2 separate regions of the Homo sapiens genome follow, and region 2 is linked to region 1. The links are chromatin loops, found by intact Hi-C in ENCODE. Cell type or tissue: GM12878. All regions are shown on one strand. Region 1 has its middle 7.7 kb from the start of TSPYL1. Region 2 overlaps DSE (dermatan sulfate epimerase).

Evidence for each region. Hi-C counts contacts between places; a loop is a spot of excess contacts. Peaks named below come from ENCODE experiments on the same cell type or tissue, not always from the same donor. Only the 100,000 strongest peaks of a DNase experiment are listed, where the experiment ranks them.
Region 2: it touches region 1 in a loop (2.9-fold over the local background); 11 of 110 quality-filtered maps call a loop at or near these places.

Annotation. Positions count from the first base shown.
Region 1 is chr6:116,285,658-116,289,657 of GRCh38, forward strand. It overlaps a transcript of DSE not described here. Among named protein-coding and RNA genes, the nearest start is that of TSPYL1, 7.7 kb to the left of the region's middle. In GM12878, a CTCF peak has its summit at 2,207 (motif pointing right); a DNase peak (open chromatin) is centred at 2,194.
Region 2 is chr6:116,407,511-116,411,510 of GRCh38, forward strand. The region is part of intron 2 of DSE (dermatan sulfate epimerase); the gene reads left to right. Among named protein-coding and RNA genes, the nearest start is that of DSE, 39 kb to the left of the region's middle. In GM12878, no CTCF peak of the experiment used is centred here; DNase peaks (open chromatin) are centred at 1,121 and 2,461; H3K4me3 peaks cover 1,830 bases; H3K27ac peaks cover 3,926 bases.

The DNA.
Region 1 (4,000 bases):
AACATTTAAGTCTTTAATCCATCTTGAATTAATTTTTGTATGCGGTGTAAGGAAGGGATCCAATTTCAGCTTTCTACATATGGCTAGCCAGTTTTCCCAACACCAGTTATTCAATAGGGAATCCTTTTCCCATTTCTTGTTTTTCTCAGCTTTGTCAAAGATCAGATGGTTGTAGATGTGTGGTATTATTTCTGAGGGCTCTGTTCTGTTCCATTGGTCTATATCTCTGTTTTGGTACCAGTACCATGCTGTTTTGGTTACTGTAGCCTTGTAGTATAGTTTGAAGTCAGGTAGTGTGATGCCTCCAGCTTTGTTCTTTTTGCTTAGGATTGTCTTGGCAATGCGGGCTCTTTTTTGGTTCCATATGAACTTTAGAGGAGTTTTATCCAATTCTGTGAAGAAAGTCATTGGTAGCTTGATGGGGATAGCATTGAATCTATAAATTACCTTGGGCAGTATGGCCATTTTCAGGATATTGATTCTTTCTATCCATGAGCATGGAATGTTCTTCCATTTGTTTGTGTCCTCTTTTATTTCGTTGAGCAGTGGTTTGTAGTTCTCCTTGAAGAGGTCCTTCACATCCCTTGTAAGCTGGATTCCTAGGTATTTTATTCTCTTTGAAGCAATTGTGAATGGAAGGTGAACTCACTTTCTTAAAATGTGTAACCATCATTGATGTTAACTTGATACACAATTTTCTTCTCTCTTCCCTCTTTCCCCTATCCACAAGCATATTAATATAATATTTGTAAGGAAAGTACCCAATTATTTTCTTTCTTTTCAGAGGAGAAGCAGTTATTGATGATCCCCAAATTCAGTATTTTCTCAACTCTATCAGACTGAATGCCATCTTTTTATAACAGATATCTTCTAAAAGAGTCTTTACTTTCCTTAAATGAAATTTATAGATAATATAACCTGCCTACACAGGTAAATAGAAAAACATCAATATAATCACATCATAAAAGAGAAATAAAAGTAATTTATAATATTGTCTATTTTGATATGTAAGGACATTAACATTGCCTACACTGTAAGAAATAGCAAAGTGATTAGAAAGTTATACTTGTTGATATAATCACCATGGATGGAGACTGATATGGGTATGTTTTACCTGTGATTCAAATACCATGGTGATGAGGTTTTCTGAAATGGTGACCCAATCTTTGTTAAGTTCTATAAAAGAAAAAGGAAAAGCTCCCCTTGGTACATGTTACTGTATTTCTTCCATTATAGGAAATACATTTCACATTTCTTAAATCAGGATGTGTCTTACAAGCACTGTCAGCCATGTGTCAGTCATTGCATCATTACCATCATCACTGCCTGAGCATGTGTGTATCCGGTTATTGTTACCAATTTCTGGACAAACTAAAGATCATCTGAAGAAAGAATATGTGCTGTTTGTTGCCTTAAAACTTTCCATTAATCTCTTTGAAAGACTCAAAAAAGTACTGACATCAAAACTTACAATAATTTATGCCTGGCTTGAATTAAAACTCTTCTAGACAGAAGAGTTGAGCACTGTTCTAGGAAATATTGCATCATCAAAACACTTGATAGCAGAGAGGATAGTATTGCTTGGAAAAAAATATGGATATTGACACCTCTGAGCCAAACTTTCAGTAAATTTTGTGAATATGAAGTTTTATGAATACCTTAACAATTTATTTTGCTTTTCCCTTTCCTTTCATTTATTTCCAAGTATGATATTTTATTTCTGTCTAAAGCCTAAAAGAGTTCTTTTTAAAAACATAAAATAATTATGTATAAGAATGCATCATGTCATAGTTTAATTGGCAGTGTTTTTTCTCCTTGTCTTCCTTTCTTGGTGATACTTAAATAATACTTTGTTTTACAATTGATGTCTCAAATTAGATGAAATACCATAATTTCCTTCCTGGAAAGTTTATTGCACATTAAATCAGTGTAAACATGTTTAGTGTTTATATGTAAAATGTTAAATTCGAGGCTCAGATAAATATAAATAGGTTTTCCCTCTGGGAAGGAGAGCATTTTTTGTTGAGGGAGACTTCCCTTGGATAGTATGATATCTAGCATCCATGACACCACCTAATAAAAGTAGCAACTCTCATTTTTTGTAATTACTAAAATTCACATCTACAAACTTCCAAGACATCCTTAAGGAAGGTGCAGCTCCTGCTGAGATTGTCACTTTTAAATACTGCTAGGCATGTCATTCCTATTGATGCTCACTAGAGGGAGCAACTGGTCTTTAAGAAAGTGATGTATCTAGTCTCTGATGGAAGAACTATGGGATGGTCTTTCACTATAAATTAAATACTTTTTTATTTAAATTGAATCACAAACTTTTATTCCCACTAAGCTGTAATTGTTACAATGTATTTTTCTCAGACAAGTTTAGGTTTATTATGATGGCTCCAATACTCAAATTGTTTACGTATCTCATAGGAGCCTGCCTACAAAGTCCCTACGCAGTCATGAATCTGATTTCAAGTTACAGCTCTCCTACTCACTAGCTGTTTGACTGGAGCTAGTCATCTTTCTGAGCCACAATTTCCTCATAGGTAAAATGGAGATTATAATACATATTTCACAAGCCTATTATGAAAATGAAATAAGATATATATAAAGTGTACTATAAGCTTTCAATGAATAGAAGATGGTAATATTATTTGTATTATGCTAAAACTTAGGCATATTAAAGTTAGACTATTGTGCAAGGTATAATCTGGCACTAAATTTTCAATTTCCTGTACACAGCTAACTATATAGAATTTCAGAGAAGAATATAATCCCTGTGGATTAGAGTGGTCAGTGGAAGAAATGAGCCTTGACTTATATTCTGCTATGGGTGAGCATTGAATAGCTTGAGAAAGAAGTGGGGCGTGAGGACATAGTAACCATACTTGTCCACTGCTCCAGCTATTTCAACATGCATTCAAGACCTGCACTGTCCAATACTATAGGCACTAGCCATATGTGTCTATTTTGATTTAAATTAATTAAAATGAAGTAAAGTAAAAAATTCAGTTCATCAGTCACACTAATTACATTTCAAGTACTTATTAGCAACATCTGACTAGTGGCTGCTATATTGGATCTCATGCAACATTTCATCATGGCAAGAAGTTTGTTGGACAACATTATTCTAGACATACAGCATCTTCAAGTGGTGGAAAAAGGTGTAGTTGCTGGAACTAAAATGCCATACCACAGAGGTAGCAGGCACACATTTTATAAGAGTCTTAAGGGAAAAAAACACCTTTTGAAATTCATACTAGCAGCATTTTTGAGCAAAAATTTTGTGTGTTTATAATTGGGAGTATATAAGTAGAAGTACTTATCCACTGGCTCACATAACATAAAAAGGATAATCCAAATATTATGTTGCTTCACTATAAAACTTACATATTTAAAATAAGTTACAAAAATCTGAGCCATTACCCTTCAGAGAGAGGAATGAAGCTAAATGGGTCAAATTCAGGAAGTGTTAGTTGAAAAATATGTGTAATTAAATTAGTTATTTAAATAACCAATAAAATGTGTACTTGGTGGGACAAACCCCTACTGTATTTTTAGTAAGGTAAAATGGTAAGGTATAATAATTTAAAAGAAAATTTAAAAATAATGTACATGAAACAATGAAAATACTTGCATAGATTTTTTAAAGTCACTATGAATCATAGTGATTTGTTTGTTACTATACCAAAAATTCACAGTCAAGCCATTTAATAAACATGACTGTTATATGTGAAAGCATCTCAATATCCTAAGATTAAGCAATTTCATGCAAAGGAAATATTTCTGTGTATTTTTTAGGTAGTATTTAGATCTGCAGCTAAAACCCTTTAAACATTTTGTTAGTTGCCATTCATTTAAAACTCCAGAGCTCATGTATCATACAAAAATATCAGAAATTTCTTTTTTAAATGGAAATATAGTCCTAGGGTCAAAGAACCTTTTCAGAACAACTAGACCTTCATGATAAAAAAAATAAAAATAATAAAAAGTAAAG
Region 2 (4,000 bases), 120 kb after region 1:
GGTGTATAGTTATTACTATAACTTTTAGGACCTCTTGGCCATATCTGCTCATTCTTACAAATTCACTGTCTTCCACTTCTTCTTGTTCTGTGGCTTCACTGCTGCTACTATGCTCATTATTTACCCATAGTCATTTTTCTCTTCCCTCCCCTTGCTCTGTTCTTCACTCTTGCCACTCTACGAATGCATTTTGCTATTGGTGATTCTGTCATTTTTGAATGTAAGTGAGCTCTTCAGGAAAAAGTACCTTTGATAAATAAAAAAGATCAATCTATTTTCACCCATCCAGAGCTTAGAGATTTTTTACATTTTTTTCTAGAATTTTGTGATTTTTATTGTTTTAAAGCTTTTCACTGATAGGTATTTATGTGTGGTCTTCCCAGTGGTCCAGTTGGACCATGTGGCACTGGTATTTTCAACTCTGCCTTCAGTTTGGGCAGTAATGAGTTTGCAGATCAGCCCTGAGCTGGCCTTTCTGCCTACAGACTGATTTATACCTTGTCTTCCACCTTTCTCTCCAACCCTATCCAGACTGTATGATCCACCTTAACTTCTTCCACCATTACATGTTCTCTAGCCCCTCATCCAACCCAATTCCTATAGTTACTTTTTATTTAATTCATTGGTTTGCAGTCATAACTGGGTTGCCTGGTTTTCTGACCAGGAGTGTACATCTTCTAGATTCGGCTCCAAAGAAACTTCTTTCTAGAAAATTTCCAGATTCCATCTTCTATACCCACCCTCCAGTGTGATTCATATGTTCCAAGGAACCCATGCAAAACTGTTATAGGTTGTTTTGCCTGCACTGCAATTCTTGGTTTATTTGTCTCCTCTACTGGCACATAAGCTTATTGAGGGTAGCCCCAGCATTTTTCGGGGTTCCAAGAGCCACATATGGTATACCTGCCACAAAGACACTAATTAATTATATTGAATGAATGGATGGATGAATGAATGAATAATCTGTCTTATTTTTATTGAGAGTCTAAGCTTACTGAGAGCAGAAGTCCTGGATCTGTATACAACTTTGAAACTGATTTGGTGCCCTGCGTACTGTGGCTGCTCCTACTTATCTGGTCTCACTTTCACTCTGAAGACGTGCCTGTCATCAGCCGTTTGTCTGTCAGCCTGTAATCACAGAGACACTGTACCTTTGACGTACTTGGAGGCCAGTAGGAAGAATGTCAGGATTTGACATCTTGGTGCATAGCTCAGCAGAGAATCTCAGATTACCTGGTCTTTGAAGTATTCCTCCTGCACCTGGCCTTCTCTCCTCCCTGATCCCTTGAATTTTGGTGTTCATCTTCTTACATGCATGTAATGTCCATGTGTGCTCCTTATCAGGTAACTACAACAGAGTTTTGTTTTTATTCACTTTAAAGCCACCTGCTTCAGTCTTTGAAATGAATGGCGGTGCTGTTAAGCAAGGGGAGGCGATAGTTTGTTGGAATTAAGAGCAAGGACTGTGGAGCCAGTCTGCCAGTGTTCCAATTACATTTATGAGCTGTGTGACCTTGAGAATGTTACTTGACTTCTCTGTGGCTCAGTTTCCTCATTTGTAATTTGGGGATATATATGATATATACTTCATACTATGAAGGATTAGTTAATGAAACAGTACATAGCATAATGTGTTAACTATTATTGTTATCTTTATTACTTCACTTATATTTTGTGTTCTTATAAATTGATGCCAAAGGCAATTTTCATTTATCGATAAATGTATGCACATATTCACTTTATATAAGTTTACTGTATTTGTTTTTTTGTTTTTTTGTTTTTTGGAGACAGAGTCTCGCTCTGTCGCCCAGGCTGGAGTGCAGTGGTGTGATCTTGGCTCACTGCAAGCTCCGCCTCCTGGGTTCATGCCATTCTCCTGCCTCAGCCTCCCGAGTAGGCTCGGACTACAGGTGCCCACCACCACGCCTGGCTAATTTTTTGTATTTTTTTAGTAGAGACGGGGTTTCACCATGTTAGCCAGGATGGTCTCGATCTCCTGACCTCATGATCCGCCCACCTTGGCCTCCCAAAGTGCTGGGATTACAGGCGTGAGCCAACACGCCCGGCCAATATAAGTTTATTGTATACTTGCTCTGTTCTGGGTATTTTATTAGGCATTGGAGATACAAAAATTTCAAGACGTGTTATGTATCTCTTTTGCCTGGAGTTGTTGGTCTATGGAAGATATAAATACTAATACTATTAGCATATTAATACTAGTAGTGGGATAAGTGCTGTGACTGGGAAACTACAGTGTGTAATGGGAAGATCTAGGAATACTTTGCCCAACATTGGAGTGTCAGGGAAGGCTTTCCTGCTGAGTCCTGAAGGACAGATAGGAACCAGCCACGTGAAGGGGAAAAAGGAGCCGTGCTTGACTGTTCAAGCACAAGTAGCTGCTGTACAAAGGCCTGGAGATAAAAGAAAGCAGAGTGCTTTTGAGGAACTGAAAATTTAGTGTAGGGAGGAAACTAGCAAGTGTTGAGGCTTTGGGTAGAGAGCCAGATGCTGCCAGGCCTTGTCTACTATATAAAGGAGCTTGGACTTTTTTTTACAAGTACTGTGAAGCCACTGAAAGGTGTAACAGGGCAGTGACATGATCAGATTTATGTATGTACGTTAACCTTTTCATTGAAAAATAAAAGTAGAATATTATATGAATAAATGTGTAGCTGATAAAGTATTTTGACGCAAACACCCTGGTAAGTACAACACAGGTCAAGAAATAGGACTTTGCCAGTCACTCCCTGAAGCCCCTTCATGGGCCACATCCCAGTCCCAGTTCCCTCCCTTCCCACAAAGACTACCCTGATGCCCCAGTGCCTACAGGCGTCATGTCCTTGTGTTCCCTTATAGTTCATCCAAATGTGCATCTCTAGGCATTATCATTTAATCTTGCTCATTTTTTAAATGTCTTTTAAGGCTTCAAAAAAAATCTACAGGCCGAGCGTGGTGGCTCACGCCTGTAATCTCAGCACTTTGGTAGGCAGAGGCAGGCGGATCACAAGGTCAGGAGATCGAGACCATCATGGCTAACACGGTGAAACCCTGTCTCTACTAAAAATACAAAAAAATTAGCTGGGTGTGGTGACACACGCCTGTAGTCCCAGCTACTGGGGAGGCTGAGGCAGGAGAATGGCGTGAACCCAGGAGGCAGAGCTTACAGTGAGCCAAGATCGCTCCACTGCACTCCAGCCTGGGCGACAGAGCGAGACTCTGTCTCAAAAAAAAAAAAAAAAAAAAAAAAAAAAAAAAAGAAGAAGAAGAATCTTGTTGTGGGAGTAGATTGCCAATGTCAAACCAGGAAGTCAAGTAGGCCTTTGGTGTTTATCTAAATGAAAACCTAGAATAGGAAATAATTGACAAGTTCCAGTAATAAATAATTAGCATTCATAAGACTTGACAGTTGTATTTGAGGGCCAAAGGAGACAAAGAATTTTCTTTATGGGATGGTGGGATCTCTCAGTGGGCTTCTAATACTTGGAGCTATTGAGGAATGCTATAAATAATAAAGGTTTGGATTTGGATATACAGAATTGAAGTGCCTGTGGGCCCAAGAGGAGATATCCAATTTATATCTCTCAAGCTTTATTTTTAGCTGCTTCCTGTTTGCCAGTGGTACACTGTAACTTAAGAATGGGTGTGTGTATGTGTGTGTGTGTTGTGCGTGTGTGTGTCTCAGTCATAAAAAAATATATCCAATATGAAATATGCTTTCAGGTACAATATATATCCTTTCTGTTGATGATAGAAAAATGCAGAAAGTCCAAAGGAGATCGTATTTAGTTCAAATTATCCTGCTACAATAAATAAATGAAGAATAGCTGGAAGAATGAGAAATCGAGGTGCTGATACAGCACTGCAGCCACGTGGGTGTCCTCAAATCACTTTCTGGAGCTGAAGCCAAAGAAACATTGTGCAGGCTGCACTCTGGGAGGAGGGCATCAGCTTGAGTGAGTCGTGCTGCTGCTTCTCAAGTTGAAAAAGAAAAAAGGTTCCT